Linked DNA regions of Mus musculus: region 1 is linked to region 2. Evidence: chromatin loops called from intact Hi-C (ENCODE). Cell type or tissue: heart. All regions are shown on one strand. Links, peaks and the distances in the headings refer to the core of each region. The heading gives the core; the rest is flanking DNA.

Evidence for each region. A loop is a pair of places that touch in the nucleus more often than their neighbours do. Peaks named below come from ENCODE experiments on the same cell type or tissue, not always from the same donor. Only the 100,000 strongest peaks of a DNase experiment are listed, where the experiment ranks them.
Region 1: a loop joins it to region 2, with 3 times the contacts of the local background. A loop is called at or near these places in 2 of 42 quality-filtered maps.

What each region holds. Positions count from the first base shown.
Region 1 is chr14:115,388,361-115,400,133 of GRCm38, forward strand. Gpc5 (glypican 5) reads left to right here. Exons shown (of 8, transcript NM_175500.4): 4 at 10,786-10,919. It overlaps 4930505G20Rik (RIKEN cDNA 4930505G20 gene), which reads right to left. Exons shown (of 4, transcript NR_045761.1): 4 at 8,191-8,436. Among named protein-coding and RNA genes, the nearest start is that of 4930505G20Rik, 15 kb to the right of the region's middle. In heart, for the core only: a CTCF peak has its summit at 4,928 (motif pointing left); no DNase peak of the experiment used is centred there.
Region 2 is chr14:114,848,369-114,860,141 of GRCm38, forward strand. 4930524C18Rik (RIKEN cDNA 4930524C18 gene) reads left to right here. Exons shown (of 6, transcript NR_045661.1): 4 at 6,668-7,260; 5 at 9,084-9,254. Among named protein-coding and RNA genes, the nearest start is that of Gm41244, 8.2 kb to the left of the region's middle. In heart, for the core only: a CTCF peak has its summit at 6,423 (motif pointing right); no DNase peak of the experiment used is centred there; H3K27ac peaks cover 1,714 bases.

The DNA.
Region 1 (11,773 bases), core at 1,370-9,369, 540 kb after region 2:
GTTTCATTCAATCTCCCTTCTCCATCCCACTGGATAAGTCTGCAGCTCTGACAGTTTATGCTGTCTTATCTTTTTATTCCCAGAGCCTATTAAAATGTTTAACAATATTTGTTGAAATGAAATGACCTCAGATTTGATAGGAGAAGCATCCTGATTTAATCGCTAACTGGATTTAATTACATTCATTTACAGTTTTTCACTGAAACTTAAATTATTAACATTTCCTGTCCTCGTGAGAGCACCTCCACAGAACTGTTTTAATTTCTGTTTCTCTCAATGAGTAAACAATGTATAACGTCAAAGCTCTTACACAGAAAACTTGGTGCTATTGATATTATATATGTATTTATCTTAAGCCCTGTCATACTATTTATCAGATTGGGTTATTAGAAACAAGGCAAAGATTAAAAATAACAAGCACGAAAAACACATTATAATGGTCCATTTGATTTTTCGGTAAATAGCTCTAGGTGCATTCCGTGTCAGTTTTCCATCCTTTCCTTATCAGAACTGAACTAATAGACATTTAGCATCTCCATTCTATGGTAAAGGCAGTTTCCAGGGCTGAAGCTATTTCTAGGGGCTAGAGGAAGCCTCCACTGTCAGTATAAGTGTTTGTTAGATGCTGTGAGATTATGCCTCATTTAAATAATTCTTTCTGTTCATCTTAAGAATTCTTAAAACTATGATCTTAGAGATCACTGATATTTTCAGATGTTAGTAGCTAATCTTTGAAATCTGTATAATCTTAGGAAAGCTATGGTCATGCATCTCTACAGATCACTAAAGATTGTCTCCATGTGGGTTGTGTGATAAAGGTTCTCTTCAGCTACTGGTTAAAAATCTATTGTGTTTACTTGAACACTGAAACTGACTTTTAACCAGATCCTCCATTTTACCCCTAAAATGCTTTAGGGAGTGCTCATTACAGGTATTTTGTGATATGTGCTGGGAAAAGTGAGTGGAATTAATGGATATTCATAGTTATCGAGTGATAACTCCACATTAAGCTAGAGCTGTGGTAGCTGATGGCATTTTCCTCAGCATTGGGGTAAAACCCTTTAAGATTTCAATGGAGTAGGTCCTGGAGACTGAAGTCCTAGGAACCTGCCTTGTGCATTTGCACGAGCTGCACTTGTCCCACGGAACTCCCTCTGAAGACAGAAGAGTAGACATAGGGACTGTTTACAAGTGGTCTGCACTCCTAGAGAGCATAAGCATACAGGAGACAAGCATCACTCTCTGAAGGATGCTCTTCCACCTCTGTGTTTTCCATCCTTGTCAGCATTTAATTAGCTTTCCACACACCGTTAAAATCATGATATTCACAGTGTGTATTGGGGATTGTTTATCAAATATCCTTGCCAGTGAGCATCTGCATAAATTCTACAGTTAAAAGAGGCAAAAGGGAGAAAGGAGAGAGGGAGCAAGAGGCAGAGGGAGTGTTGTATGATATTTGATCATACTGTGAACCTTGAGATTGTGTTGGCTACTGAAAAAAAACCTTATTTCTATTTGTGGTGTGGGTCAGCCCTTAGCGCACACCTTTAATCCTGGCTGGAATATGGACACACCCTTAAATCCAAAATATGAAGGTAAAATTAGTTGGCATTAGGTGCTCCAGGTTAGGGTGGTACCCCAGGGGGCCTTCCCCCTTCTCTAAGGAGGGGAGTGGGTAGTCGGGGAGGGATTTGTAGGGGTGGGACTAGGAGGGAGGGGGGCTGTGGTTGGGATGTAAAGTGAATAAAAAATATGGAAAATAAAATAAAGTAAAGTAAAAAAGTAAAAGAAAATGTTCCTGTAAGATCAGGCTGTAGGTGATTTTCTTACTTAGAGATTGATAAAGGACAAGTCAGCCCATTGTGGTACCAGACCTTGGCAAGTGCTCCTGGGTGGGCTCTGTCTGAGTAAGTCAGTAAGCAGAACTCCTCCATGACCTCTGCACCAACTCCTGTCTCCAGGTGCTGCTCTGTTCCTGTCTTGACTTCCTTTGATGAACTGTGATGCAGAAGTGTAAGCTAAAGACCTATTTCCTCCCCGGGTTGCTTTGGTTGTGTTCTTTCATCACAGTAACAGTGACACTAAGACAACAGTCTTCTGTTACATTCATTCATATCCTCGTTTTAAATGAAAACTGAAAACTCCATCTTCCTCAGCATGCCGAGGTAGCCCAGTATATTTGTTACTTTCCTATAGCTGTAGTTAAACAGCAAGACAAAGGCAACGCTAGAAAAAAAGACTTTCTTTGGGTATATAGTTCCAAGGGAGAAGCATCCATGATATGAGGAGTAGCACCTACTGATAGGAGCAGAAACAGAGTTCAGATCTTGGATTCCAAGAAGGAAGCAAAGAGAGTGAACTAGGGATGGCATGTGGTTTTTGACACCTCAAAGTTCCACCCTCAGCCCCAGTTATGTGCTTGGTCCTGCAAGACCATATCGCTGAGACCCCCACCCAAGCCAAACAGCACCACAAACTCAGAACCAAATGGTGTGAGCCTGTGGGGAACATGGTGAATCGTTGTTTGTTTGTTTGTTTTTCATTGTTGTGGTTTTTGTTTGTTTGTTCTTTGTGTTGCTTTTTGTTGTTTTTTTGGTTTTGGTTTTGTGGAGGGGTAGGGAAGATTTGACACAGAGCTTCTCTGTGTATCCCTGGCTGTTCTGGAAGAACTCACAGAGATCTACTTATCTCTCCCAAGTCCCAGGATGAAAGGCATAAGCCACCAGTGCCTGATGTGGAACATCCTGATTCAGTCACTGTGTCCACTCTTCTGAGATTTACCACCATTGCAATTATAGCATAAAGAGGGGGAAATGCCTACATTTAGCGAGGTTTTCAGTTGTTTGTTTATTCTTACCTGTTTGAAGTCCTTTGGTCAAGTCTCTCTCAACCTCCCTTTGTCTCCATCACTAAATGGTTTGTCTAGTAAGAGTCTTCAGCATCCTGTTGTCTTTTCTCAAATGATGCCCGCAATGGATATGCACATTTAGATGCCTCTCCTGACCTCAGCCTACAGCTCTATGTTCCCATTAGGACCACTTGCTCCTGGGTAAATGTTACTTCTCAGAAGGCAAGCATGGTCAAGGAGAATATCACATTTCTCCCCTAAATTCTCTCTTCTCTTAGTTTTCTCTCTGATCACGTGACACTCAGTGTGCCTTTATTTCTTCATATGAAAGATAGTAGAATTGGATGATTCGATTGTGTACTCAAGTCCTGGTGTCTCTGTTATTAGGTTATGTGGATCATCTACCTATGCTTAGTTCTCCTTAAGTGCCTTGAGTAAAGCTGTCAATCATCTCTCACCGACACACTCAAAATGTCCATCAGGACCAACTCTTTCCATGTCATCTATTAATGTCTTATATCAGTGTCCATACTTCTATGCATATAATATCCCAGTATCTGTCTGAAGCAGAGGCCTGCTTGTTCGTCTAACTACAGAGGTTTCCCCTGTATGTACTTCGAGGGTGCTGAGATCACAGTTCTGGGGAATCCAAACTTCTGTCCTTGTACTTTTTTGGCAAATATGTCCCCTCTGAGTTGGCTTTTAGCCTGGCCAGGGATATTTTAAAAATAAACAACCCTGTACTATCATCAGGCTCACAACTGTTCAATGACAACACAGGCTCACCCATTGCCAGAACACAGGGGGAATGGTTCCTGTTTCCATTCTCTGCAACTGACGCTCCTTCCTGAAGCTTACTTACCACGTTGCTTCTTAGCCACCCAGGGCATAGTTTAAGTCTGCTTTTAAAATAGTTCGTTCTTGATTGCCTAGATGACAGTCCCCCATACCCCACCAACTTACCAATGATCCCTTTTAAATGAGTGACTTTGTTTTATTCACTTTCCTATTGTGGATATAAAACAGCATGGTAGAAGCAGGTTATAGGAAGCCAGGTTTATTTGGATCTACAGTTCCAGAAGGACAGGAGTTTTGAAGCATGGCAGCAGTCAGGCCTGGTGACTGAAGCAGCAAACTGAGAATTCACCCACAAACAGGAAGCAGTAGGTTTAGGGGATGCTCACAATAATGTGCAGTCTTTAATCTCTCAGATGCTGCTTCTGTTAAGGGGGTACCTCCTTAAATATCTGAGTATTCATATATCTGAGTCTATGGGGACATTCTCACTCAAAACACCACAAAGTTTAGATATTTTGTGGTACTGCAGGGCTTTTAACCCTAGCACTTCAAAGGCAGTGGTGGGGATTTCATTGACTCTGAACCCAGCCTGCTTTATAGAGAGAGTTCCAGGTCAGCCAGGGGTATCTAGAAAGAGGTTACCTCAAAAATCAGAGCGGGGTGGGTTAAGTACAGTTCTTGCTTCCCTCATGAGAACACAGGTTCTGAAGGTTTGTTGCTCCATTCTCATCTCTTAGAAAAATAACTCATGAATAATAGGTACTCACTTTTTGATCAACACTGTGCTTTGTGTAGTGATACAAGAACGAAAAATTTTGAAATTGTTTGTCAATCCTGGGGACTCACTAGATGGATGTGTGCCTTTAACAGCAACAGAGAGATCCATGATGAAAGGAGAAAGGGAGGGAGGGGAAGGGAGGAAGGGAGGGAGGGAGGGAGGGAGGAAGGAAGAAAGGAAGGAGACAAGTGAGGAAGGCAGACCGGAAGGGAGGGCAGGATAGAGGAGCAGGGAGAACTGTAAATGCTGGTTCGTTTTGTTTTCTGTAGCAGGTAAGATAACTTAGGAGATCTCGCTAGCCCATGATCAAGCGCTCATGCGTCCCTTCTCCCTGAGCGCATAGGCTTTAAGGTGCTTTTGGATCTTTGTGAAGATTTCATGTATCGGCTCACGTTTTACTCTAGCGGACAAGCTGAATATCCCTTAAAGAGTCTTAAGGTGTATGATATTAAACAGACTCTTATGTAAGTGTGATTAATGTCAAGGAGGACTGACATGCAGAAGCTCCCTCTGGTGGCTGAATGTATACACATCGGAAAAAGAACCAAGCCAGCACCCGCAGTCCTTCTTCCTCACACAGCTTTCACATCGGAAAAGAACCAAGCAAGCACCTGTGGGCAGGGCCACACAGTCCTTCTTCCTCACACAGCTCACTTGTGCCCTATCGTTTACGAACTGGCCATCTGTGATATCTAGAATTGTCTTATGGATAAAATACATGTAAGGGATGGGTTTTATAGGTTATCAATGACATTTGATGTCTGCATAAATGTCACTGCTATATTCTTCACAACTTTTAAAGCATTGCTTTGGTTTTTCCCTCTAAGCTTTTTCTGTACTGAGCTGTGTTTATTTGCACTTTGAACATGTGTGAATATTGTCTACATTATTTGCCCAGTATTAATAACATCATTTTAGGGCAGGATTTCCTAGTATTGATGAAACTGCCAAACTCTCTTTCCAGTCATATTTTGGGGGACAGGAGGCGTTTATTATAATTTTTTACCTTTCTTCCTCTACTAGATTTTTCTTTCTGAACTTTATACTTTCCACGTTTTGTAATTTCATTTTGCTTTCAGCTCTAAATAGGTGAGTCTTTTCAACAACTTCCTTTAAAAAAATCAAAACAACAACAACAAAATACCCTCTAACCCACCATTTAAAGCTGCTCTTTAGAAATTTCCTCAAATATAATAAACATTTAAAAGAAAACAAGTCTCTTCTAGAGGCGATTCCAGAAAAATAAACTTGCTCTGTCTTCTCGTACTCTATTTGCTATTTGCCCTGGTTACCATGGCAAAGATGCTGGCAGTTCTTGTGCAGGACATCCACCTATAGCCAGCTCCTACTCATTGTAGCTATGGGCATCTCTAGTCAGCTCCTATTTAATGCAACATGGAGGGACCTTTTTTCTTCCCCTTGCTCTCATTTTTTTCATGGGCCCTTTCTGACTGTCAATAGAGAGGGAACCAGCCAAATATGTTCACGTAGAGGCTATAATATTTCCATCCTTTGGTACATTAACCTTTAGCACATCACTGTAGTCCACAAAAGGGAACTTAATTACAATGAAGCTGACATTTAGCTGCCACCTCTACAGCCTTTTTCTCAAGTTCTGGTCCAAGTAACATTGGTTTTACAGAATGAAGCTAGGATCATGGATGTATCTCTGTCTGGACAAGATAGTCTTACTCTGGTGGGTTTTGCCCTTAAGAAGTTTTTAAAATCACAAGGGCATGAGAAAATAAACTCCCTTTTTTTCTTAGCAGTGAAAAGTCACCTATCGGTCCCCTCCCAGGAATCTGAAACTAGTTTTTCACACAATGGAGCATACTACATGATAAAAACACTGTACTGATTCATATTTCCTTATCATTCCCATGAATATTAGACTCATTTCTCATATAATCTCTCATAAGCTAAAACAGCAGCTTTCAGCATGCAAGGTGCTGTGAGTCATGGGCCACAGAACTCTCTTATCTGTTAGGGTAAATTATTTAATAATCACACATAGAACACCCATGATTTTTATTCCAATTTTTTAATATTCTTAAAAGGTTGCTGTTCATTTTGTACAATCTTTTCCTCATGCACACAAACCTGTGGTTTGCTTGCATATTTGTGTGTAGACATGCACATTTGTGCAGGTGGACAGGCATCTATATATGTGGAGTCTTGGTGCTGATGTTGGGGGTCTCCCCTAATTACTATTCATCCTATTAATGGAATCAGGATATTTCAGTGGGACCCAGACCGTGCCTGGCTTCTCTACTTAGCAGGCTGGCCCTGGAGATTCATGTCTGTGCATCTTGTGCACTGGCAACACAGGATGTCAGCCCTGTCCAGTTGACATGTATGTGGGTTCAGAAGATCAAGATTCTGGTCCCCATGCATGTATGGCAAGCGCTTTAACCATTGACCTGTCTTCTAAGTCCTTGATTTGTACTATTATTACTATGCTTCTTAAGACTGCCATTGCTAGAGAACCAGATGCCTGGTAGTAGGTGTGAAATGAAAACAGTTAAAGGTGTTCTTTGCACCTTTCAGTAGAAATCTTTGGTCTGGTGACTTGAAGAAGAGCAAGTGTGCAGGCAGATGGAGGAGCTTGGTGGCTGATGGTGTGTGCAGTTCCACGATTAAATTGAGAATGGGAAAGTCAGCGAACTTATAAGCAGTTGTTGCAGCAAATACTTGATTGGAGTGGGAGAAGTGATATGGCTTAGGAGTGAGGAGGAGAGTCATTTCAAGGTGAGATGGGAACTTGAAAATCAGCGGGAAGCCAGAGATGGAACTTAAAGCCAGAGTTGACAAGCATTACAGAAGAAAACATTTTTTTTTTCAAGATACTTCAAAATGATTGCAGGGGAGAAGAGTCGAGACCAGGGAGGAAGAAAACGAGGAAATTGCAGTATACGGCAAAGATGAAAATCTGTCAACAGACGTGGGAAGTTTTTTTTTTTTCAATAGGAAGAAGTCCTAAGTATTGAAATGTACTATCCAAGTTGGCTCACCTCAGGGGAGCAAGGGTGGCAGCTTAAGACCCTGCTACCAGATGGTTTTCTACTCCCTTTCAATAAAATGTGAAGAAAAGATCCCAATAGAAAATCAAGAAACAGGGTCTTGGGAATTCACTTGCTGTTACTGAAGTATTCTGTGCTTCTGTGTCCACTGAAGCTATTCTCTAAGTTTTTAGCGAATCCTTTTTCTTTCTGTAGCTGCAACCAATGCAAACATAATGAGTACAAAAGTCATGTGAGACTGATGGTTTTCAACTCCTTATATTCCAGTTCAGTAGAAGATATGGCTTTTTCCTCTAACAAAGGGATGTTGAGATAGTTTGAGATAGTATTTCTCTCCACTCAAAAGTTCAAAGTACTTTGCCCCTCTCCTCGAATTTAGGAAAGAGAAAACTAAGATTCATAGTAGCTTTGAGTTTCATTTTGCCTCAAGCCCCTGTGGCCAGCCACAATGGATCATGTTTATTTTGAAAACATCCCATAATACCTCCAGACATACCCACCATCAATTCACATCATCTTCTCTTGGTTCCTGGTACTGGTGGTTGTTGACAACAAATCTTCCTTTTTCTTTCTATTTTAGCACCTAGCTAATATAATTTATACCTCACTATCACTATTTTTTTAGCCCCAGGGACTAAAGTTCATTTTGAACTTTTTAATACCTTGGTCTTTTCACTTGAAATATCCTTTCCTAAGCCCAGTTCATTTTACTTTTGTTTACAACCTATGAACACCATCTTGGGATTACTAGCAGTTTTTAACTATATTTTTACATTCAGTAGACAGTTTTCTCTTTAGTTAAACTTATACAATGTTGTCTGGTGCATTTGTAAAATTACCACTTCTGGATCTTACTGTTCAACTTGGCAAACAGCAGGAGCTTCTGTCTAATAAACACATTCTTAGCCTTGAAGACCTCCCATAACATATGTGTCTAGCCTCCTCTTCCAGCATGGTTTTCTTGTGTGGTTTTCTGTCCAAACTCTTCTTTCCTAGGAAAAACAAAATGATAGCCACATTCTGCATCAGACCCATGTCGTCTTACATCTCCCTCTCTTAGGGTTTGTCTTTCTCCTTAGCACTATCCTTTGCTCTGAGGTGATTATCAAATGAGGTTACATTATCTAATTCTGCTATGGCAATAAAATAAAATCCTTTTCCGGCTTCTGCTCCTGACTCTGGATCCTAATGTTTCTCTGCAGACCTGTTCTTCCTCTTCTCCACATTATGGCCGTTATTCTGCTTGCAATGATGTGAAAATATCAACTTCCTGCCTGGCAGTTTTGCCTTACAAGTTTTTTTCTTGGTGTCTATATCATATGGCGTCCCCTGCCCCACACCAGGGGGAATGCTATACAGTATTCTATGTGTTTTCGTGCAGAATGTATTCATATAGAAGAGATATATGGTTAGTTGTTGTATTCCTCTTGGTAATTTATACTCTTCTGAAATGTTTATGTTTGCTTTTTCTGTCTTTCAAATTCTCAGTTCATCCTTTGACTCGCCATTCAGATTCCTGAAGCACTCCCGCCAACATCTCAAGTACAATTGAACTGCCCAGTTTCTGTCCAACTGCAAGTATGCTCTTGGCTTTAATGCTGTCTTCCTTCTGCTACAGTCATGAAAAACTGCAGTGGCTGCTTTACACAGAATTTAATTCGATCGTGTGCGTGGATGTATCTCCAGCAGTTGACATAATGATACTCAATAAATGTTTGCTTATGAGTTGGCTTCATAGAAACACATCTCATCATACCCTTCCCTAACAGATGCTCAAAGTTTCATACTTGGCAGCTGAATGCGTTTTGGGAGTAATCTCATGTTTCTCACTTTCCGTCTTCCTCCAACCCAAGAAGATACCCAGACACACCCAGAAGACACCATCATTCCTGGACCTCCGGTTTATTTATTTATTTATTTTTTTTAAAGAAACACAATTTGCCTTTGGTTTATGTGGAAGATCTCATTCTGCTCTAACTTGTAAGCTCTGTTAAGGCAAAGGTCACTTACTCTTTCTCTCTCCTAAAGTTCATCACAGGAGCTTCACAAATGTTAGAAGTAAAATAAACATGAACAGGAGGAGGAAATATTTGCATAATTATTTTAATATCCCAATATGGAACAATCAAAGAAAAGGAGAATTTATATCTTTGGCATATGTTTATATTTTCACCTTATGTGTGAGACCATCAAGTTCAAAGAGCTATCATCCTATACTTAAGGTCTCAGAACTAATAAGAAAAGTTAGACCAGAAATAAAGCCTCCTGATTCTGGCATAGGACTTTTGTGTATGTTTCAAACATGCTGCTTCCTCTTGAATTGCATATTATCATGATACATTAGATGCTAAGTCGATTTTTCAGTGATAATTATGTAAACTATATAAGTTTTCATTGCTAGAAGAATATCTAAAGAGCAATTACGTACATTTTTTTTGTTTTGTTTGTTTTGTTTTTGAGACAAATTATCTCTGTGTAACCCTGGCTGTCCTAGAACTCACTCTGTAGCCTAGGCTGGCCTAATACTTAGAGATTTGCCTACTTTTGCCTCTCTAGTCCTGTGATTGAAGGCATGCACCACCACTGCTCCCTGTAGTCAATTTGTTTTTCATTGTTTTGAAGACTATACCATCCTTGTAATTATATCAGTGTAATAAAGAAGATATAGAGGAAATATAAAATGAGACTGTATAGTATTATACAATATTACATGTACTCTTTCTCAAGAAGACATGACGGTACAAGCCTCTTATCCTAGTTAGTTGGAAGCTTGAGGCAGGAGAATAGTGAGTTCAAGGGCAGCTGGGATAACTTGGGACCTTGCCTCAAAATGACAGTACAGTCAGGCTGCAGATATCAACTCATAACAAAGTGCTTGCCTAGCATGTGTGCGGCCCTAACTTCCCTCTGTGAATTGCAAACAAAGAAATGACAGACTCACTGTCCTTTCTCAGAAGATATTTACTTTTATCCTTAGGACTCATTCAAATTTTAGTGCATACTCAGCAACAATTTATATTATCTTACCTGAATGTAAAACACGATGGATATCTATTTTGGGTTAGCAATCCTTTATATACACACAATTTAGTTTTTACTTTAATTCTTGATTTTTGGATAGTTTTTCCATGTGTATTGTAGCCTGTATCAATGTGCATGAAACTGGTTTATCACTCTTGGCAATGAATTCAAATACATTGATTCTCATTGTTAAAAACCCACAAGGATTATAGGTATTGAAACTTAATTTTGAAGTGTAGAGGCAAACATAACATTGTTTCATGGCCTCAGGAAAGCCAAAGCAGGTCTGTAACTGCCTTCTGATGTTTTCTGCTTGAAAGGTGAATACGATTTGTGGCCATCCAGTGAGAACACCAACACAGAGCCCCCGCTGTACTTTTGACCCAAGCAAAGAGAAACATGGAATGAAGATCTCTGCAAGGAATGGTGAAGAGACACTTGCCAACAGAAGAAAGTAAGACATTTGTTTTACAACCAGAAAGAGAAAAGAAAGTAAGCCATTAATTCTACAAGAGAATAGAATGTGTTCATTAAACAGGCCCAAATATAGTATGAAATGGAAAACAAAAAACAGAAAACAAAATCCATTTTCCTTTATTTAAATATGTAGTGGCTCATGGGCTGGAGAGATGGTTCAATGTTCAGGGCACTTGCTGTTCTTGTAGAGGACCTGAATTTGGTTTGGTTCACTTGATGTAGTTGTCTCCAAAGCTTACTGCCTCCATCTGCTAACCTAGTCCTAGTCCTGGAAGCTTCTACCCTCCATACTATCTAATCTAGGCCTAGAATGTTTTTAACCTCTGAGTCCTGCTGTTGAAAAAGCTCACCACTTCCTAGTTCTTCCTGAACTCTGGTTGGCTGATTCAACTCAGCTGTTCTGGCTCAAATTCCTCTAATACCAAACTGATTCAATCTGGCTTGTCTCTCAGCCTTGACTGAATTGCCCCATTTGTTCTCAGACTAACTCTGGCAATCTGTTCTAATCTTCTGGCTCCTTCTCATTCTCTTTCTCCTTCTGTCTTCGCCTGTGTCTAGCTTGTTCTCTTTTTGCAATCTCTCTGTACACCTGTCCGGCTAAAACTGCCTTGTTCTCTCTTCTTCTTTCTTTTCTCTTCTTTTCTCTTCTTCTCTCTTCTTTTCTCTTTCTCTTTCTCTTTCTTTCTCTTTCTCTCTCTCTCTCTCTCTTCTCTTCTCTTCTCTTCTCTTCTCTTCTCTTCTCTTCTCTTCTTCTCTTCTCTCTGCTCTGCTCTCCCCCTTCCCCCCCCTCTCTTTCCACCTGAATTCTCAAGAAGCTTCCATGTTTCCCTG
Region 2 (11,773 bases), core at 2,179-10,178:
TTGAGGCAATTTCAGGCTAGGTTGAGCAAATAACTAAAGAAAACTTACTTCATAGAAAATCGTAGAGTTGGAAGCTATGCCAACTCAGTCTGACCCTGGGCGTATTAATTTACCCATCCTCAGTTTGCATAAGCAAAAATACCTCGTGGTCATTTCCTCTCAACGAGGTTTACAGAAAACATCAACAAAGTCCTTTCATTTCCCAAAAGGTTTACCATGTGTGCTTCTTTCTGTCATATTAGCACCTTCTAAGTGGGCTCGACTCTAAACCTTCAAATACAGCTAAACACAATGTCAAGTGTAGAGGCACTCACCTTTATTCCTAGCACTCAGGAGACAGGCAGGTGCATCACTGATTTTGAGGGATTCTGGATCTATAGAGCAAATTCTAAGACAGCCAAGATCCTGACAGAGAAGACAGAGAAGCCCTGACAAGAAAAATTAATAATCAATAAACAAAAATCTAAATACAAAGTAATTTGTAGCCAATTGTGGAGGCCTATGCTTTCAATTCTAACTCAGAAAGACTAGGCAGGAAAATGCCCTAACTTGGAAGACTTCTTGTGCTACATACTGAAACATTGTCACTAAAATTTTCTTCTAGTTGGAGAAACTGCCAGAGTTAGAGGGCCAGGACACCTGATGCTAGACAGAGAAGCTGTATTCATGAAATCTAAATATTTGGCTGCCTAAAGAAGAGATGTACAAGGACAACACTAATTGTCATGCTAACATAGATAGAAGGAATTTCACAAGGACTCACCCATAGATAAATACCTATAGGTGATTAATGGATACTGGGAAATGTGGAATATGTCTTCTTCATGGGATATGCCTCTGATAGGTAATACATTCCTAGCAGTCACTCCTAAATACAAGGACCTGCAAACAACAATAAATATACTTAGCAGGCTCTTGCTATACAGATAGATGAGTGTGTTAATTATAATAGATGATAGATAGATAGATAGATAGATAGATAGATAGATAGATGATAGATATAGAGGGATGATAGAGAGGTGTGTGTGTGTGTGTGTGTGTGTGTGTGAGAGAGAGAGAGAGAGAGAGAGAGAGAGTGAATGAATCAAATAATAGCACTGTTATATGCTGGCTTCATTGTACAACCAAGTAGTCACTGAAATAATGATCCAGAATATATGAATTTCCTCTTAAGGTTATAATCACAGAGATAATCATTATATGGTAATGGAGAAATCATAATAGTTTTGATTTCTTTCTTTTGTGTCATTTAGAAAATCAACCTTTCTTCCTTGGCACCACAAGATTTTCTTAAGGAAGCCTGACTTTACTGTGTTTCATATGGATTTCTTTTTTCACATAATTATACAATTTTTATTTTAAAATTACATCAGGGGAGCTGGAGAGATGACTCAAAGGTTAATAAGTCTGGCTGCTTTTCCAGAGGCCCCATGTTCAATTCCCAGAGCCTACATAACTACTTACAAGTGTTTGCAACTCCAGTTCCAGGGGATCTGACATTTTCTGGCCCCTAAGGGTACGAGGAATACACATAGTTCACAAACATACATGTAAGCAATAAAAAATATACATAAATAAATCAAATTTAAAATAATTACACTAGGCAACTATTTTTGTTTGTAGCCTTAGTGCAAAGCCAGGCATTAAAGGATGTGGAAGTAGAGAGGATGCTGTCAGAGCTGAAGAAAGGGACTGGGGAGATGTTGGTCAAAGTACACAAACCTTCAGTTAGAAACACCAATGTCAAGAGACCTGTGAAAGATATCATTAGTATAATTAATAGAAATAGCTTGTATTATTGTCACATATATGTGTGTATACTGTGCTGCTTAACTTTATGCCAGCTTAACACAGACTAAAGTCATCTGAGAGGAGGGAACCTCAATTAGAAAAATGCCTCCAATACAATTCAGTCTGTACGAAAGCTTGTAGGTCATTTTCTTAATTAGTAATGGATGGGGAAGGGCCCAGCCCACTGTGCTTGGTGCTAGCCCTGGGATGGTAGTCCTGGGCTCTGTAGGAAAGCAAGCTGAACAAGCCATGGAGGCTTTTCCCATGTCTTAGCCTCCCCCAATGCTGAGACCCACTAGAGGGAAGTGTGTGCTTGCAAGGGCTAGCTTGTAACTGTCATGAAGTATGCCAGCATTCTAAGCGCATGTGTGTGAGTTGTTGTCTTCTAACCAGAAAGCTAGGACTGGAATTTCACTAGGTCTCTTCCCTCCTAACAAAAATAGGCCCTCTTTCCCCAGCATATCAATAAATGGGTTTAATGGATCAATCCATAAATTTGGCCAAAAGAAGGGCACCATCCATTGTTCCTGATGCATAACTCTTTAATAGCCTTGCCTTGTTATTCTTGTTATTCTCTGCTCCCAGGTAAACAACCCGAGGCTCTCACAGCTGTCACTGGGGAAGTTTTGATCAATGAACTCTGCAGTTGCAGATGCACTCTCTTTACCTCACCTTTCCCAAAACACCGGGGAAATGAGAGGTTTACAAAGAAGTCTAAAGAAAGATGCACTAATAACATTTAGTCATTTTACAAACGAAGTCTGTGTGTGTGCACATGTGCACAAAAGAAGAGAGAAGTACACATATGATATATACATATACATGTATAAGTACAGAACATTTTAAAACAAATGTAAGATGCATAAATGAGAATATGATACTAGGAATAATGCCAGGAAAGCTGCCTCAGAAAAGATGTTTCTCTGGATGTATCCGAACTTAACCACTCCCCCACGTGTATTCTCGTTACCCTCTATTCACATGAAGGGAAATGAACTGCTTTCCATTTTGATTCATTTTGCTCTTCCAATTAGGCAGATTTTTGCCTAATCTTGTAGGCACAGACTTCGATGACACTATTACCTTTGAAAAATACTAAGTTGATGGCCAGGAGAAGGGAAGGACAAAGCAGTATAACTTGCTCGTTGGACTGACCAGATCCCACGGCCAGTAGCTCGCTCAGGGTTTCCTCCATAGTATTGAACTTATGATCCTTAGGTTACAAGATACCAGTAATGCACTTGAGACATCTGATAACAATTCAGATGTAATTGTCATAGCAAGACAGTTGTAGACATAAGCACTCCTAGGTCTTAGATAACAAAAACCATCAGCTCTCAACAACTTTTACATTTTACAAGACCTTCCTTGAATGGTTGAATCAATTACCTAGCAAATAAAGTATGAAGTGTCAGCTCTCGTAGTTTTTCCAATGGAGATGTCAATAAAAGTAAATGGGATTTTATGGATAAAGATGCCCCCCCCCCGCATGTATCTAGAAACAAATCACCAAGTCAGTTAGAGAATTGTGTGGCCTCTTCATTTCAGAGTCCACTGGCATATCATATTATATCCTTATAGTATATATCTCAAATATTACATCATGAAAGACTCACTCATAAGCATACGAAATAGATTTATGATAACCACTTCCCTATAAATGCATCATGAAGTACAGGTATTGTGAAAATATGAAAATTATAGGCCCTGCAATGTACTAATACAATTTCTGTTTAGTGATAGATTAAGAAAAATATGGTTGAATAATTACTACCCAAGGTTGGGGAAATATAACCATATTTCACCAAGGTATAATACCTAGCAATTAGCCACTTGGAGCAAAGGATTGTTTGCTTTATAACTTCTGGCACATTTTTGTTTGTTTGTTTTTGGTTTTGTTTCGGGGGGCTTTTTGAGGGAAGGGGTGAGGGGGTGGCCTGAAAGAGCCCAAGTTTGCTGATGACCTGGTAAGTGTGTGGCTATATTCTTTGGGCCCCCACAAGATCTTAACACAGCTTCTGATTTCTCACATCTCACAGTTACTTTTGCTTACACATAAGCTAACGTTTTATCCTGGGCCTGGGTGGATGTCTATGCACAGTTTAAGGACTGCGATATGAAGATATCTATTACTCTCCACAATCAGCTAAAATCCTAAGAAAACCGGGTTGTTTCTTAGTTGTTAGTGACAAAGGAATTGTTTTAGGAGCCTAAAGGACTTTCTGGTGATAGTCAATTATCTAAAGTGGGAGAGAGGCAAGTGCTCAATAAATGTCCATTGACAAGAGTGGGGTAAAAAAAAAAAAAAGAAGACAAAGTCTTGACGTCAGTGGCTGAAAAAATAATTATGAAGTTTCCAGGGACGGACAGGAAGGAAGGAAGAGCTAGGAACATAGTCAGGCCATGCAAGGGTGTAGCTTCAGCTGGACATGGCCCTGCATGCCCTTAATCCAGGTTCGTGGGAGGGGAAGCCAGAAGATCTAAGAAGCAGAGGTCTGCATCAGCCATCTTGAGTCCAGTCGGGCTATATGACATGCTGGGTTAAGAATCAAAACCAAACAAAAGATCGTAGCAATAAGGGGAGGGAATTAAGAAGTCCCCTAATTCAGCACACATCTGTGGTCACCTGTAGACATCAGCGCACTGCTTCCTGAACCCCAGCTTGCGTTTCCAGAGACTGCTGTGTTTAGATGACCCTTAGGTAATTTTCCTGTAGTGAATTTTAAATTGCCTCACCATTTTTAAATGTGAGGCATCCTCACAATGCTATCTACCAGAGCAGAGTCCAACTCACTCTTAGAGCCTCTCAAACTCCCACTCACAGCCCAGGCACTTGGAGATTCTATTGCCACCGGTCTATGTAGAGGAACCCATTTGCACGTTTCTCACATGCTCCCGAAGGAGACTGAGAACCACACTTTGAAGGTCCAGATGGCACATGTGTAAAACTGATAGAAACTAGAGTCCTTTACTGGGAACGTTTAAAACTCATCATTACATCATGAGAGGCATTCATAGATTCAATTTAAAAAAAAAAAGTCATTAAGGTCAAATATGGAATGAGTATTTCTGATTCATTAACTTTAAATTAGGGATGTGTCTTGTAATGTTCAATTGGGTCCGTGATTCTTATGAATTGAAAAGGAAGCAAGGAAAAGATCTGGCTGAGGCTGTACCGGAAGTGATCACTGCTGGTGTGAGAAGTGATCCAGGCACCTTGGCAGAGGAAGGGCCTAAAGCCAAGACTTCAGGCAGCTCGTGAATCTGAGAAGGGAGGAGTCGGTAGGGCCTTGTTAACACCTCAGTTTCGAGCCAGTCAGAGCCATGGTAATTATAGCAGATACAATAAAGGATTAAAAGTGAATTTGCTTTCTTTTTACATTTGTGACAACGTGTATCAGAAACATTACAAGAGGAGTGTGTGCTCTCTGTAGTCCAGAAACCCCTTTGGTTTGCCTCTTTTGTTTCCAGCATGCTACTCTTTCTTGGTTCCATCTTTTACTTCACATTCTCCTCCTTTGGCTCCACTGCATAATCTCCAGGGTTTGCTTTCCCCCAATTACACACCCCAGTTAGGCATATTGGTTTTATTATTATTATTATTAAAGATTTTGAGTTGAGAATCCCTTTCCTAGCCCCTAAATATGTAATCAAAGTTGTTATATTGAAAAGGATTATTGCAGTTACGTGTTTAGGTAGTGGCAAGTTATCCAAAGTCACCTAGACTGTTGCACCTCATGAAGTATCAGCCTCAGTCAGAATATTATTACAGCCATGTAGACAGAGAATATACCCGTATATGGCATGTAACTGCACATAGTGTGGAACACTTTCTAGCATCCCATGGCATGTTACCCATATGTATCCAGTTAGGCATATCGTTCAATACACTTTTTTCAAGCGTTACCATTACTGGCAACCATCACTCTGTGACAGTGACCTCCAATGCTAAGAAAGCAAATGCCTGCAAAGCAGGAGTTACGCACCCTTGTAAGTTCCTTCACACATATAATCTGATTCATGGAAATGGAGGCAGAGAATGCATGTGCGAAGGGGACCTAGTTAGGAAGTTGAAAAGTCAGAGTTTGAGTCCAGATCACCATGCATCGAAGTCTGGGTGCTGAACCTCCACTTGCATTTAGCACTGAGGTATGTGGCTGCAAGTGTGGGTTTGATGGGTAACAGCACTTTCTGATTCTGAAAATACAGTAAGCCACCTTGGATCCAGTTGAATGCAGCCCCCCTAGAAATGTCCAAATCAGTGACAGTATCCACTCTGGGCAGGCAGATAACATGAGCAAAGAGGGTGAGCAATGTTGAGGGGCTGATCGACCCAGCTGCTGAGAAAAAAGCTCGTGGGAAAGAAGTGTTTCAAGCCATACTGTAAAGGGAGGTTGACAGAGTATGTGGAATGTGAACACAATTCAACAAACAGGTTTTGCTCTTAAGCCTTTCACTAATGGGGTTTCCAATACTGTTTTCTCTAAGAAAATTGATAGGGTTTGGGGATTTGGGGGTTTTTTTAGCGTTTTTGTTTTATTATTTTTTATAACACCAAAATTTCGAAGAATATCAGTCATTAGGCAGTAATGACCTGTCAGGCCTCTTGCACACGGTCTTCCGATACCTTACCACTAGATGGCACTAGAACCAAAAATCAGCATTCCTAAAAGCGTCATTGTTCTTATTGTAGGATACATATGCATATATGTGTATATATGTATACACACACACATATATGTATACACATATGTGCATATATGTGTCTGTGCATATATGCATAGATGTATGTATATAGATATAAACACATATATTCTTGTCAGCTGCTGATCGCTGATTTTTCTGGGATATTTTTCCTTTCTTTAACAATTTCCAGCTTACGAAGTGCATGCAATGTTGTAAGGAAAAGCTTTGAGAACTCTTAAGGAGCAGGGAATTCTGTAGAGAACACTGACCACCACCTGCAAGTTGATACATCTGAATTTATTTGACCCCGATGACTCCAATAAAAGGGGGACACTCTTCTAATTCACAAAACAGGGAGGCTTCTCAGGCGAGTGATTAAATTACCTCCTTAACACTTAACTCTGGTTAGAATGTGGAACGGGGAAGCTTGAACCAAATGATTGCCTAATTCCTCAGCAAAGTAATGTGAGCGTCTACAGCGTTGCCCTCCTTCCTTCCCCAAACCTTTGTTTTCCCTGTTTTTCCTACAGAAGACCTTCCTCTGAATATGTCTTAATTCATAATTTAACTACTCTTTTCTTAACGTCACTGTTCTTTGTCTTTGACAACGGGAAGAATGCAAGTTCACAATTTGTTGGAAAATTGGTGTTCTAATAAATCTACCCAGAAAATCATCCCTGGGCCCTGGTAAATGTCTAGCGACACAAGCGTCCATCAATCAAGATTCCTTTGTTAAATGTCTGAGACAGAACAAAGCTTCCAGAGGCCTCCCTCCAACTGCAGGTAAGAGGCAAATGGACGGGTCCTCCCGCTAAATCCTTCCAACCTGAGGAAATCTGAGGAGGAAAGCAGTCAATCAGCGTGTCACAAAAGGACCATTGTTTAAACACAAATAAACCTGTGTTTAAATACCATAGTTCCAATTTCCTCAATAATGAAGGAAAGAGAAAAGACATGTGTACTCTCCTTACTTGTATTTATTTGGAATTTTTTGTGTTTCCCTTTCTTCGAACCTGCCACTTTTCAAACAGGCAACAGGAAATGGAGGTTAATAGAATGACAGGCTTATAGATCCAGATAAATAATTAATGGCCCGGAGTAATTAGCTGGAAGATGTTTAATCATTAATTTGTGTGAGTCATCAAAAGCAGTGGAGCCTATCCACAAAAATATCGTACTAATGAGAAGTAGATATATTTTGTCAAGATGGAAATTAATATATGATGAGAATAAGTACTTTGAAAAATTAAAATGTGGGACAAATTTATTTGACCCACTTTCACTGGCTAAGGAAAAACTTGGTCTGCCTTTTACCTAATGAAATGAAACCTGTATAAATTCCGTGAATGTCTGCATTAGCAGGATGTAAACCTGGGTAGGAAAATAAAGCAGTTGGCTAGTTGTGTCTTTCTTTAAGGAAATCTTGGAGGAAAAATAAATTGTAAGAACTGAAATACGTCATTATTGAGGTATCTGAGGGACAAGCTTGATTCTTTAGAGGATTTAAGATAGAGAGCAAAGTCCTTTAACATCATGCTAACTTACAATGTACTGGGTGCGTCTATGTGCTGTTTTCAATACAAATTTATTGCGGGTCCTAAATTATGCTTTCACGGGAAGGTTTGTCTTTAAACTTTTAGGTCGGAATTGTCCCGATCTTTTCACACTGAATCAATCAGGTTTAAAGCTGGCCAAATCTTTGGCAGCCTTGTAAATCTTTCAAAAGATGTTATCCAATTACCCTTCACGGGCCACAGGATCCTACGCCATGACCGGTTCCTTCTCCGGGAGGAATTAAGTGCTCATGAGGGGTTAGAAAGCAATGGAGCTGAAAGGCGAGGCTCTGTCCTTTGCCTCAGCCCCACGTGCTGTAGCTGTGCCATCTCCAGCCTCCAACCGTCATAAGGTTGCCACAGAAAATCTGACCTAAACAGTGGCCCTCACATCGTCAAGGTCTCTGTTGTCTTAAATCAGATAAAAGGGGAACGCAGTGCACTAGAATGATTTCTGTAAAGTCTCAGCATGAAGATGTGTCCCAAACGGGACCCACCAGTGGTGCCGGAGGCCTTGCTCTTTGTGGTTCTCCAAAACGCAGAACCAGAATTTTAGGCAAGTCCAGAAATGCACAGGAGACTGAAATGGGGGGTGGGGGGGGGGGGGATAAATGTTCTTTCTCAGTCCAGATTTTGATCTAAAAAAATGATTTTTATTTTTTCCATTTAAAAACACATATTAATCTCTGGTACTTCCTCCTCTTCCAGCATCAAATACAAATAAACGGCTGAGGACCCGTTCAGTTTCTATAAAAGTCTGTTTCCTGCCACTTGGTTTCAAGGGGAAAGATTGTCTTGGGCAGAATCGTTTTCAAGTAATTTTTCAAGGCCAACTGTGAACATGTGTAGAAGGGTTCTTTCACAGAAGTTAGAAAGCACTGCTGGCCCCTCTAATGTAAAATGTGAAGCAGAGGTTATGGGATTCCAGTTGCACCTTTGACCTCGTGGCCTCTGGAGTCAGTCACTCATTGTGATCTTTAACCTTTGGCAAATCATGACCCTCTCTGTTTCCCTCGATTTTTTTTTTTTCTTTTTTACTACCTACAACAAAAGGAACCCCAGCAGAAGTCACGTAAATGTTTGAAGTATTTTGTTTGCTGATTCTCAAGCCCAGAAAAAGGAAACTTTTAAACAACAGAAAAGAGAAATCATTCAGGGGGACCTTTCAGGCTTTGGTCTTTTAAGGTCCATCCAGTAGATTGCAGGGAGTCTCGGCACTGCAGGGTAAGCACTTGACCACATGTGTCAAAACATTTTACTTTCTTCGATTTAAAATGTGTTGTAGCAAGAGGTAGGAAAGTTGGAAGTTTTTTTTTTCTTTTTAATCGCACTTTCAACACTTTACACCCCTGCCATTACCCCCCCCCCGCCCCCGCAAGCAGCAATCAATGTGTCCCAGCTGCGAGCCCACCAGCCCTCCATCAAACCAGGGGCTGGGCTGATTGTCTCCACGGAAATGCAGTGATCTTATCAGCGGTGAGTCAAAGGTGAATCTGTGCAAACACTGAAGTAAAGCAGAGTGCTGGGCCAGCTCCCTTCCAGACAGGGGAGGCAGCCAACTCCAGCAGTAAACAAGCTGGAAACCCTGAGTCCCCAGGAATGAATCAGATTTAATTCTAAGTCCTAAGTCTCATTTAGTCTTGTCTCCTTAGCACCCGCTGCTGGTTGGTGACAAGCAATTGAATTTTAAGTGCTCACCTTCTTTTATTAAGTTGACTTCCTCTTTGGTGATTTCATATGCATGTCCTATGTATTTAGATCAAATTCACTCCCCCCTCCCCAGTTCCATTTTCCCTACAGTCCCATACCAACCTCATGGCCTCCTCTTCTTAAAAAGGAGCTTATCTTCTTAAAACACAATTTAGACCTCTGTCATCTGCTATCAGTCCTCAGATCTCACACTGAAAAGAAAAAAATGAAAACTGACACTTGGCACAAGTAAGGCCTCAGACAGACAGACACAAAGACAGGCAGACACATACATAATACATAACATACAATAAAACTATTTTTTTAGACAAATGATAGGATTAAAAAGAAACACATTATTAAATGTCTAGGTCTAGAGAGACAGAGAGGGGAGGGGAGGGGTGGGGAAGAGGAAGGGGGGGAAGGAAGGGGAGGGGGAGGGATGGAAGAGAAGGGAGGAGAGAGAGGGAAAAGGAAGGAGGAGGAAGGAGTGGAGAGGAAGTAATGAGAGGGGGAGGAGAGGAGAGGAGAGGAGAGGAGAGGAGAGGAGAGGAGAGGAGAGGAGAGGAGAGGAGAGGAGAGGAGAGGAGAGGAGAGGAAAGGAGGGGAGAGGAGAGGAGAGGAGAGGAGAGGAGAGGAGAGGAGAGGAGAGGAGAGGAGAGGAGAGGAGAGGAGGGGAGGGGAGGGGAGGGGAGAGGAGAGGAGAGGAGAGGAGAGATTAACCAAAGTGTAGAGTCTGGGGTTGCTGAGGAAGGAGGACTAAGAGTTTACCTCAAAGAACAACACAGGCTGGCCTGACCACGCAGTGCTCCCAGAGACTAGACCACCAATGAAGGAGTGTACCTGGAGAGATCCATAGCTCCAGATACATGTGTAGCAGAGAATGGTCTTGTCTGACAGCAAGGGAGGGAAGGCCCTTGGTCCCCGGGAGGTTTGATCCCCCAGCATCGGGGGATGCTGGAGCGGTGGGGTGGGAGAGGGTGGGTGGGTGGAGGAGCACCCTCATACAGGCAAAGGGGGGGAAGTAGGGCAGATGTGGGAAGGAGAGTTGGTGTAGGGGTAACCAGGAAGTGGGATATCATTTGAGATGTAAACGAATGGAATGATTAATAAAAATAAAATAAAATAGGAAAAAAAAAAGAGTTTACCTCAGCCAAATCTACTGAGTAAGACCCTTCCTCACAATAATACATCTTACATATGCATACATTCATACGTCTTACATACACACATACATACCAGGATTACAGCAGAGACTAAAGTAAGTACCTTTTCAGCAGGATGAGCATAGCTAGACTCTTTTGAATCATAATAATCGAAAGCTTGTCCGCTTAAGTAATATCTGCCTGGTTACTTGTTACCCAGAGAGCATGAAGATGTTTATATATTCAAAAGTGGTTGTACAAGTTTGCACTCCCACCTGCAATGAGAAAGTGCTCCCGTGCTCCACATCCCCCTGCAATGAATGAAGAAGTGCTCCCCGTGCTCCATGTCCTCCCAGCATGTGCTCTCACTTGAATTTTTGATCTTAGCCATTGTGACAGATATAAGATGGAATCACAGAGTTGTTTTGATGCTTGAATCTCACTTGAAAGGGGAAATAGATAAAATAGATATTGGAGGTGGATGGGGGAGGGAACAGGGGAGAAGAGGGGTGGAGAAAAGAACTGGGGTGAGGATAGGTGTGGGGAAGTGGGCCAGGAGAAGGTGGAGAAAGGGATTGGAAATTGTATCTGTAGGAGGATCCACAGACCTAGAACAGGGGTGGCTCCTATGAGGAGTCTATGAGGGTGCCCCTAGCTGATACTCCCAGGAACCAGACATTTGGAGACTGAAGTAGACACCTTCTGTAGCCAAGTGGGACTTCTAAGTAGAGTGAGAGGGACACCAACCCAACCATAAAACTTTTAACATAAAGTTTGTCCTGCCTACTAGCTACGTGAAGGAATAGATAGAGCAGAGATTGATGTAATGGCCAACCAATGCCTGGCCCAACATGAGACTCATCCTATGAGAAAAAACCAACCCCTGACACAATTAATGATATTCTGCTA